2 separate regions of the Homo sapiens genome follow, and region 1 is linked to region 2. The links are chromatin contacts, found by Hi-C or POLR2A ChIA-PET in ENCODE. All regions are on one chromosome and are shown on one strand. Each heading gives the region's core, a stretch centred on a gene start or an enhancer-like site at or near the end of the contact. The rest is flanking DNA. Distances are from core to core; before and after follow the strand shown.

Evidence for each region. Hi-C counts contacts between places; a loop is a spot of excess contacts on that map. ChIA-PET counts read pairs that join two places held with the same protein, here RNA polymerase II (POLR2A). Pooled maps may share reads with other maps.
Region 1: POLR2A ChIA-PET joins it to region 2 with 11 read pairs in BJ. The contact joins two enhancer-like sites. A Hi-C loop is called at or near these places in 1 of 168 maps with a recorded cell type or tissue (IMR-90) and 4 of 50 pooled maps. POLR2A ChIA-PET finds 5 or more read pairs at or near these places in 6 of 52 experiments (BJ, T-cell, activated CD4-positive, alpha-beta T cell and 3 more).

Annotation. Positions count from the first base shown.
Region 1 is chr17:39,484,202-39,488,538 of GRCh38, forward strand. The region is part of intron 2 of CDK12 (cyclin dependent kinase 12); the gene reads left to right. Among named protein-coding and RNA genes, the nearest start is that of CDK12, 25 kb to the left of the region's middle. Within about 2 kb of position 2,315, at least 3 of the 41 ENCODE cell types and tissues checked have a DNase peak (open chromatin) inside an H3K27ac peak, as active enhancers do.
Region 2 is chr17:39,277,770-39,282,317 of GRCh38, forward strand. FBXL20 (F-box and leucine rich repeat protein 20) reads right to left here. Exons shown (of 15, transcript NM_032875.3): 9 at 3,620-3,694. Among named protein-coding and RNA genes, the nearest start is that of MIR548BC, 17 kb to the right of the region's middle. Within about 2 kb of position 3,287, at least 2 of the 41 ENCODE cell types and tissues checked have a DNase peak (open chromatin) inside an H3K27ac peak, as active enhancers do.

The DNA of each region.
Region 1 (4,337 bases), core at 1,065-3,564, 210 kb after region 2:
TTCAGTTCAGATTCCAAAATACTATTCATATTCTAAAAGTTTGGCAGTCCTAGAGCTTGGTAGGTTTTTAAATTACACATGTATTATGAAACCTAATTACCACATGTGAATTTGTGTATAGGTATAAATGGGGAACTAGGAAATACTGATATAGTTAGGGTACATCAGCGCTTCCTGGTAGTGACTTTTCAAGTAATGACTGTGATGTATAGTATCTGCTCCCCTATGATAGACTCACTTTGCATGTACCACATGTCCGCAACCCTTTATAATACTGAGTGTCCTATGCTAAAGGTGATAATGTTAAGCATTGTAGTTTTGAGGCTGTCATTAAATTTTCAAGGTTTTTAGTACATTGGAATTTACTGAAACAGGATTTGACCTCTATTCAAATTGTATATCCTGAACTGGTAGGACATAACCTATCAAATACTCATTCTGTCTTGAAATAAACATGCTAAAAATGTAATATTTTAGAAGCAGTATACATTTTTCATACATGTTCAATATCCCTAATCCAAAAATCTAGAAATCCTCCAAAATCAGGAACATTTTTAGCGCTGACATGATACTCAAAGGAAATGCTCATTGGAGCATTTCAGTATTCAGATTTTTGCATTGAATATGCTCATCCAGTATAATGCAAATAATCCAAAATCTAAAAATTTTAAAAATTTGAAACACTCAGGCCGGGTGCGGTGGCTCACGCCTGTAATCCCAGAACTTTGGGAGGCCGAGGCGGGCGGATCACGAGGTCAGGAGATCGAGACCATCCTGGCTAACATGGTGAAACCCCGTCTCTACTAAAAATACAAAAAATTAGCCAGGCGTGATGGTGGGTGCCTGTGGTCCCAGCTACTCGGGAGGCTGAGGCAGGAGAATGGCGTGAACCCAGGAGGCGGAGCTTGCAGTGAGCTGAGATCGCGCCACTGCAGTCCAGCCTGGGCGACAGGGCGAGACTCTGTCTCAAAAAAAAAAAAAAAAAAAGTTCAGACACTCTGGTTTGAGGCATTGTGGATAAGAGAGTACCTAATCTGTATTAGTACTTTATTTGAGCTCATAAAGTAAACATTGGAGAAAACAAAAATATGAAACACAGATTGGCTGGGCATGGTGGCTGATGCCTGTGATCCCAGCACTTTAGGAGGCCAAGCTGGAGGATTGCTTCAGGTGGGAGTTTGAGACCAGAGCTTAGGCATCCCCCCCCTTTTTTTTTTTTTTTTTTTTTTGGGAAACAGAGTCTCACTCTGTCGCCAGGCTGGAGTGCAGTGGCTCAATCTCAGCTCACTAATCTCCACCTCCCGGGTTCAGGTGATTCCCCTGCCTCAGCCTCCTGAGTAGCTGGGACTAACAGGCGGGTGCCACCACGCCTGGCTAATTTTTTTTGTATTTTGGTAGAGACAGGGTTTCACAATGTTTGCCAGGATGGTCTTGATCTCCTGACCTCATGATCCCCGGCCTCGGCCCCCTAAAGTGCTGGGATTATAGGCATGAGCCACTGTGCCTGGCCCCTGTCTCTTAAAAAAAAAAAAAGCAGCTGTGGTGGTATGCACCTGTAGTCTCAGCTGCTTGGAATGTTGTAGTGGGTAGATCACTTGAGCCTCGAGGCTGCAGTCAGCTATGATTGCACCACTACAGTCCAGCTTGGGTGACACAGCAAGATCCTGTCTCCAAACAGACAAAAAACCATAGACTGAATTTATTTGAAATGATGATGACACAATTAAAATACCTTAATTTTTCTTTTTTCTTTTTCTTTTTTTTTTTTTGAGACAGAGTCTTGCTCTGTCGCCCAGGCTGGAGTGCAGTGGGGTGATCTTGGCTCACTGCAACCTCTGCCTCCTGGGTTGAAGCGATTCTCCTTCCTCAGGTTCCCAAGTAGCTGGGATTTTGGGAGTGCACCACCATGCCCAGCTAATTTTTGTACTTTTAGTAGAGATGCGGTTTCACCATGTTGGCTAGGCTGGTCTTGAACTCCTGACTTCAGGTGATCCGCCCGCTTGGCCTCCCAAAGTGCTGGGATTACAGACATGAGCCACTGCACCCTGCCTCTTTTTTTTTTTTTTTTTTTTTTCTGTGAAACAGAATCTTGCTCTGTCACTTAGACTGGAGTGCAGTGGCACAATCATGGCTCACTGCAACCTTGGCCTCCTTCCCTGGCTCAAGTGATCCTCTCGCTTCAGCCTCGATAGTAGCTGGGACCAGAAGTGCATGCCACCACTCCCAGCTAACTTTGTTTATTTTTTTTAGAGATAAGGTCTCACTATGTTGCTCAGGCTGGTCTTGAACTCCTGGGCTCAAGCAATCTTCCTGCCTTGGCTCCCAAAGTAGTGGGATTACAGGCATGAGTCACCATGCTCAGCCTGATTTTTCTTGTTCTTCTAGTGAAGCCAAACCAAGAAGAAATCTGTTTTGAATAATGAGGAATTGAGATTTGTAAAGAATATTCCGACAGTGGTTGAGAAATTACAAGTTTTTTTTCGCTGAACATCTTAAAAATTAGAATAATTTAAAAAATCTATGTTGGTGGGGTGCGGTGGCTCATGTCTGTAATCCCAGCACTTTGGGAGGCTGAGGTGGGCAGATCATGAGGTCAGGAGTTCGAGTCCAGCCTGGCCAATATGGTGAAACCCCATCTCTACTAAAAATACAAAAAACTAGCCGGGCGTAGTGGCACACGCCTGTAGTCCCAGCTACTTGGGAGGCTGAGGTAGCAGAATCACTTGAACCCAGGAGGCAGAGGTTGCAGTGAGCCAAGATTGCACCACTGTACTCCAACCTGGGCAATAGAGGGAGACTCCGTCTCAAAAAAAAAGAATCTATATTACATTGTGACTCAAAGAGTTTTCTGATAATAAGTTTTGTTTCTAGGATGGAAAAATCTGAGTGCAGATTATAATAATGTTGCATGTTCATCTCTCCCAGTATTTCAACAGAAAGTTTCAGATGATCATTATCTACTCCACTGACTATCCCAGTTCTGGTTGATGTGGTACAAACTAACCTATATTGTATTGTTCTGTCTGATTTACAAGGGATTAAAACGATAAAAATTGGCAGGAGTCAATAGCTGTTGAGATTTATGTTCTTATATTTTGAGTAAATGACATTCTTTTATGGAAAATTCACACACAAGGGTTAACAGTATTCTTTAAAAAGATACATTGCAAGAGATAGATCTTTGTGGTCTAGGAAATATTCATGCAAAGCACCAATATTTTCCTTTATAACTACCTGTCATAAAAATAGAGAAGATTGCCTGTGGTTAAGGTTCTCAGATCTTTTTCAACCATCTGATACTGTGAAGGAATAGAGAAGACCTATCTGGCCTGATTTTATTTGTAGACATGAGTTAGTCTGTTGTACTATAGATGTCTTATTTTTTCTGAGGATGTGCATGACACAATTTTTTTTTTTTTTTTTTTTTTTTTTTGAGATAAAGTCTTGCCCTGTCACCCAGGCTGGAGTGCAGTGGCACGATCTCGGCTTACTGCAACCTTGACCTCCCCAGTTCAAGCAATTCTCATGCCTCACAAGTAGCTGGAACTACAGGCACATGCCACCATGCCCAGCTAATTTTTGTATCTTTATTTAATAGAGATGAGGTTTCACCATGTTGGCCAGGTTGGTCTTGAACTCCTGGGCTCAACTGATCCGCCTGCCTTGGCCTCCCAAAGTGTTGGTATTACGGGCATGAGCCACCACACCTGGCTCTTGGCACAAAATTTCTCTACCACTTATTAATAAATTGAGATAGGCAAAAAATTGTATCTGGGCCATACGTGGTAGGAGGCGAGGCAAGAGCATCACTTGGGGAGGTCCAGGATTTTGTGACTAGCCTGGGCAATATGGCAAGACCTTGTCTCTACAAAAAATTTCAAGAATTAGCTGGGTGTGTTGGTGTGTGCCGTGGTCCCAGCTTCTTAGGAGGCTAAGGTGAAAGTGTTGCTTGAGCCCGGGAAATTGAGGCTGCAGTGAGCCATGATTGTGTCATTGCATTCCAGCCTGGGCAACAAAGTGAGTCCCTGTCTCAAAAAAAAAAAAAGATTGAAAACTGACTTTTCTGATCTATTCCTGGAAACCTATCTTTCTACAAAACCCCACTGACTACTATAATTTACTGATTACTGGGAGAGGCTTCTGCCACCAGGTGCCTTAATAATTCTGAAATAGTTGCTTGGACCCTTTTTCTTTAGATTTTTAGTTTGATGATTGTCTATTTTGGCTGGTCAGGTTTGCCTTCTGCTTTGAAGTGAACGGAATGATTCAGTATATTTTTTATTAGTTTTGACTTACAACTTAGCTATATTTCTATTTTTTTGTAAATATCTTCGGCA
Region 2 (4,548 bases), core at 2,037-4,536:
AAAAAAGTAAAATTTACTAAACTTTTATGTTTTTCAAATCTGTCAAGAAAATGAAAGCATCAAAAATGTACTTTAATCACCTCAATAATTTTGGGCAGAGCATGAAATCTCATGAATGCTGAGAATCATTTTATCACGCTGTAGGGAAGAAATGACTCCTGTACTAAGATTTGGGTGAAGGAAAACAATAAAATACACATAAGATAGAATTGGTTCTTTACGTTCACTGTGATTCCTGCCTGCTGGAAGGATGAAGAAACACCAAACTAAACCCACAAATGTACATATTTATGTCTATATGTGTGTGTATGTAATGTGTATGTATAGAGTGTGTAAATATATGTGCATATATATGTGCTTATACATACAAACACACACACTTGTTTTTTGTTTTGAGACAGAGTCTCGCTCTGCTGCCCAGGCTGGAGTGCAGTGGCGTGCTCTTGGCTCACCGCTACATCTGCCTCCCAGGTTCAAGTGAGTCTCCTGCCTCAGACTCCTGAGTAGCTGGGATTACAGGCACACACCACCACACTTAGATGGTTTTTGTATTTTTAGTAGAGATGGGGTTTCACCATATTGGCCAGGTTGGTCTCGAACTGCTGACCTCAGGTGATTCACCCGCCTTGGCCTCCCAAAGTGCTGGGATTATAGGCACGCGCGTGTGTGCACACATACACACGAAGCTCTCCAGGAATAGTTTTTCTTTGGCATTTTAAGATAATGATTTCATGTTTACAATAACTGTGGTTGATCTCTCAGGAGTAAACATTCCAGTCTTTTTTTTTTTTTTTTTGAGATGGAGTCTGGCTGTGTCGCCCAGGCTGGAGTACAATGGTGCGATCTCAGCTTACTGCAACCTCCACCTCCTGGGTTCAAGCGATTCTCCTGCCTCAGCCTCCCAAATACCTGGGATTACGGGCACACACCACTACGCCCGGGCTAATTTTTGTATTTTTAGTGGAGATGGGTTTCACCATGTTGCAGGCTGGTCTCGATCTCCTGACCTCAAACGATCCACCGTCTCGGCCTCCCAAAGTGTTGGGATTACAGGTGTGAGCCACTGTGCCTGGTCACATTTCAGTCTTAAAAATGAAATCATGGCCGGGTGCAGTGGCTCATGCCTGTAATCCTAGCACTTTGGGAGGCCAAGGCCGGCAGATCACTTGAGGTCAGGAGTTCTAGAGCAGCCTGGCCAACATGGCAAAACCCCATCTCTACCAAAATTAGCCAGGCATGGTGGCACGCCCTGTAATCTCAGCTACTCGGGAAGGTGGGGCAGGAGAATTCCTTGAACCTGGGAGATGGAGGTTGCAGAGAGCCGAGATCGCACCACTGCACTCCAGCCTGGGCGATACAGCGAGACTCCGTCTCTAAATAAATAAATAAATAAAATGAAATTAGGCAAATTCTGATAGTCAGCAACTATAGTAATCGGAATTGTAAGGAAGAGCCCAGGTAGCTCACGCCTGTAATCCCAGCACTTTGCGAGGCTGAGGCAGGCAGATTGCTTGAGCCCAGACATTTGAGACCAGCCTGGCAACATAGGGAGACCCTATCTCTACAAAAAAATTAAAAAATTAGCCAGGTGTGGTGGCACACACCTGTAGTCCAAGCTACTCAGAAGGCTGAGGTGGAAGGATTGCTTGAGCCCTGTAGTTGGAGGTTGCTGTGAGCTGTGATCATGCCACTAATAGTCCAGTCTGAGTGACAGAGTGAGACTTCACCTCAAAAAAAAAAAAAAAGGAACTTATCACTTTTTTCTTTGCCATGAGCAACTCTCACTCCAAGGCAAATACATTTGTAATTTTTAAGGCAAGAGAAAAAAGCTAAAGGTGTACTGTTGGCCAGGCACGTGGCTCACACCTGTATTCCCAGCACTTTGGGAGGCCAAGCCAGGTGGATTGCTTGAGCCCAGGAATTCGAGACCAACCTGGCCAACATGGCAAAACCCCATCTCTACAAAAAAAATACAAAAATTAGCTGAGTGTGGTGGCACATGTCTGTAGTCCCAACTACTAGGGAGGCTGAGGTGGAACAATCACTTGAGCCCGGGAGGTGAAGGTGAGCAAAAATCACACCACCGCATTCCAGCCTGGGTAACACAGCAAGACTCTGTCCCAAAAATTAGGCCATGGCAGTGGCTTACGCCTGTAATCCCAGCACTTTGGGAGGCCGAGGCAGGCAGATCACCTGAGGTCAGGAGTTTGAGACCAGCCTGGTCAACATGGCAAAAACCCATCTCTACTAAAAATACAAAAATTACCAGCCTGGCCAACATAGTGAAACCCCATCCCTACTAAAAATACAAAAAAATCAGCCAGGTGTGGTGACGGGCGCTTGTAATCCCAGCTACTTGGGAGGCTGAGGCAAGAAGAATCGCTTGAACCTGGGAGGCGGAGGTTGCAGTGAGCCGAGATCGTGCCTCTGCACTCCAGCCCAGGCAACAGTGCAAGACTCCGTCTCAAAAAAAAAAAAAAAAAATTAGCCGGGCATGGTGACACACACTTGCAATCCTAGATACTCAGGAGGCAGAGGTAGGAGAATTGTTTGAACCCGGGAAGCAGGGTTGCAGTGAGCCGAGATAGCGTCACTGCACTCTAGCCTGGGCGACACAGTGAGACTCTGTCTCAAAAAAAAAAAAAAAAAAAAAGTAGCTGGGTGTGGCGTGTAATCCCAGCAATGCAGAAGGCTGAGGCAGGAGAATCGCTTGAGCCTAGGAGGTGGAGGTTGGCTGCAGTGAGTGCAGATCTCACCACTACCCTTGAGCCTGGGTGACAGAGTAAGACTTTGCCTCAAAATAAATAAATAAATAAATAAATAACAAAATAAAGATGTACTGTTAACATTCTAGGTGCCTGAATAGTTTCAGCAAATTATCTGAGTAGAATTCAGGGGTTTTGGGGTAGACACAAAAAAGCTGATAGTTTGAACAAGACAAAACGCTAAATATAGATGCTACTTGAAAATAATTTGACGAGTATATATTGCTCATCATCTTATTTATTTTTTTGAGACAAGGTCTCACTCTGTTGCCCGAGCTGGAGTGCTGTGGCATGATTTCAGCTCACTGCACCTCAAGCTCCCAAGCTCAACTGATCTTCCCACCTCAGCCTCCCAAGAAGCTGGGACTACAGGCACACACCACCAAACCCAGCTAATTTTTGCACCTTTTGTAGAGACGGGGTTTTGTCATGTTGCCTAGGCTGGTCTCAAACTCCTGGACTCAAGCAGTCTGCCTGCTTCAGCCTCCCAAAGTGCTGGGATTACAGGCATGAGCCACCGTGCCCAGCTTGACTGCAATTTTAAATACTAAACTTGTGAATCATTTACATTTTAAAAGTAGACAGTTTTTTTAAGTATGTAAGAAAGGGGTGGAGCTACAGTTAGTTCATCTGGAATTCTGCATAAGCTAGCTACCTCCTATCTTATCTATGCCAAGGCCCCTAGGAATGAGTATTGTTAAGCACGTCAAAAGTCATCTGTGTGTTTACTTTGTCACTAGGGTTGTGGTAGAAAAACAATACTGGTCTTGATGACTGAAGCTCTTAAAATAGCTCTTAAAAATTTTAATGAAATGAATTACTAAAACAGAAGAGTTGTGAGAAGGGATGTTTACCAAGCAAGTCTGCAAGTTCAAAGTCACCAGTTCAGGGCAGTGTGCACCTATGTACTTGAGAGCTTCATCTTCTAGCTAGAAAGATTAAAAAGTAAGAAAAAAATGATTATTGACATTGTCTCAAAGGAAAGAGATTTAAGAATGTACACATTCATTCATACATTCTAATACAGCCAACCAAGTTTCGAAGGAACAATGAATCAGAAAATACGCTATGATCATATAACAGTATAATTCTTATTATGATTCTCAGTATTTTTAAAATCAGCTTTGACCACATTCAAATTCACATAATCATCAAATCAAGAACAAAGATGAAGTAAACACTGCCTAGTTTTTATGGGTTTTACTTCTGATAAATTAAATATACCTGACAGCATTTTACTGAGGGCCCATGAAACTAAAATAATTTTCAAACTTCTACACACCCCTTATAAAGTTTTTTATAAACAAACTTTGAGGAAATACAGCCAAGAAAGGAATCCAGTGTTCATCTCCCACTGGAAGATAGGTGCCATGCTTACAGTGCTGAGAACAGATGGTAAGTAACTGATTATAATGATACATTCCAATCAGTATTTTTCAGGATTCCTTAAATAACCAGAAGCTCAAGCTGTTGTTTTAAGGCAGTCATACATCTGAAATTCTCTTTCAAACAATGGAACCCCTCTCATCGTGATAAAAGAATCAGGGCACTTTTAATGGAATCCAAGTTATGGTTTTAGTAACCATTAATAAAATAAAGTAGAGCCTAGCCTTAGTTTGTCAGCCACAATTTAAATCCACTCATTTCTTTCCAGAGGCTAACTAATCAATTCTTTTTTTCACTATAAAACACTGAGATAGTAAAATTTTTAATGACAAAATATGTTGGATTTGTAATGTGACTGGCAGGAAATAAGCATCAATACTATAAAATGCAGGTTGCT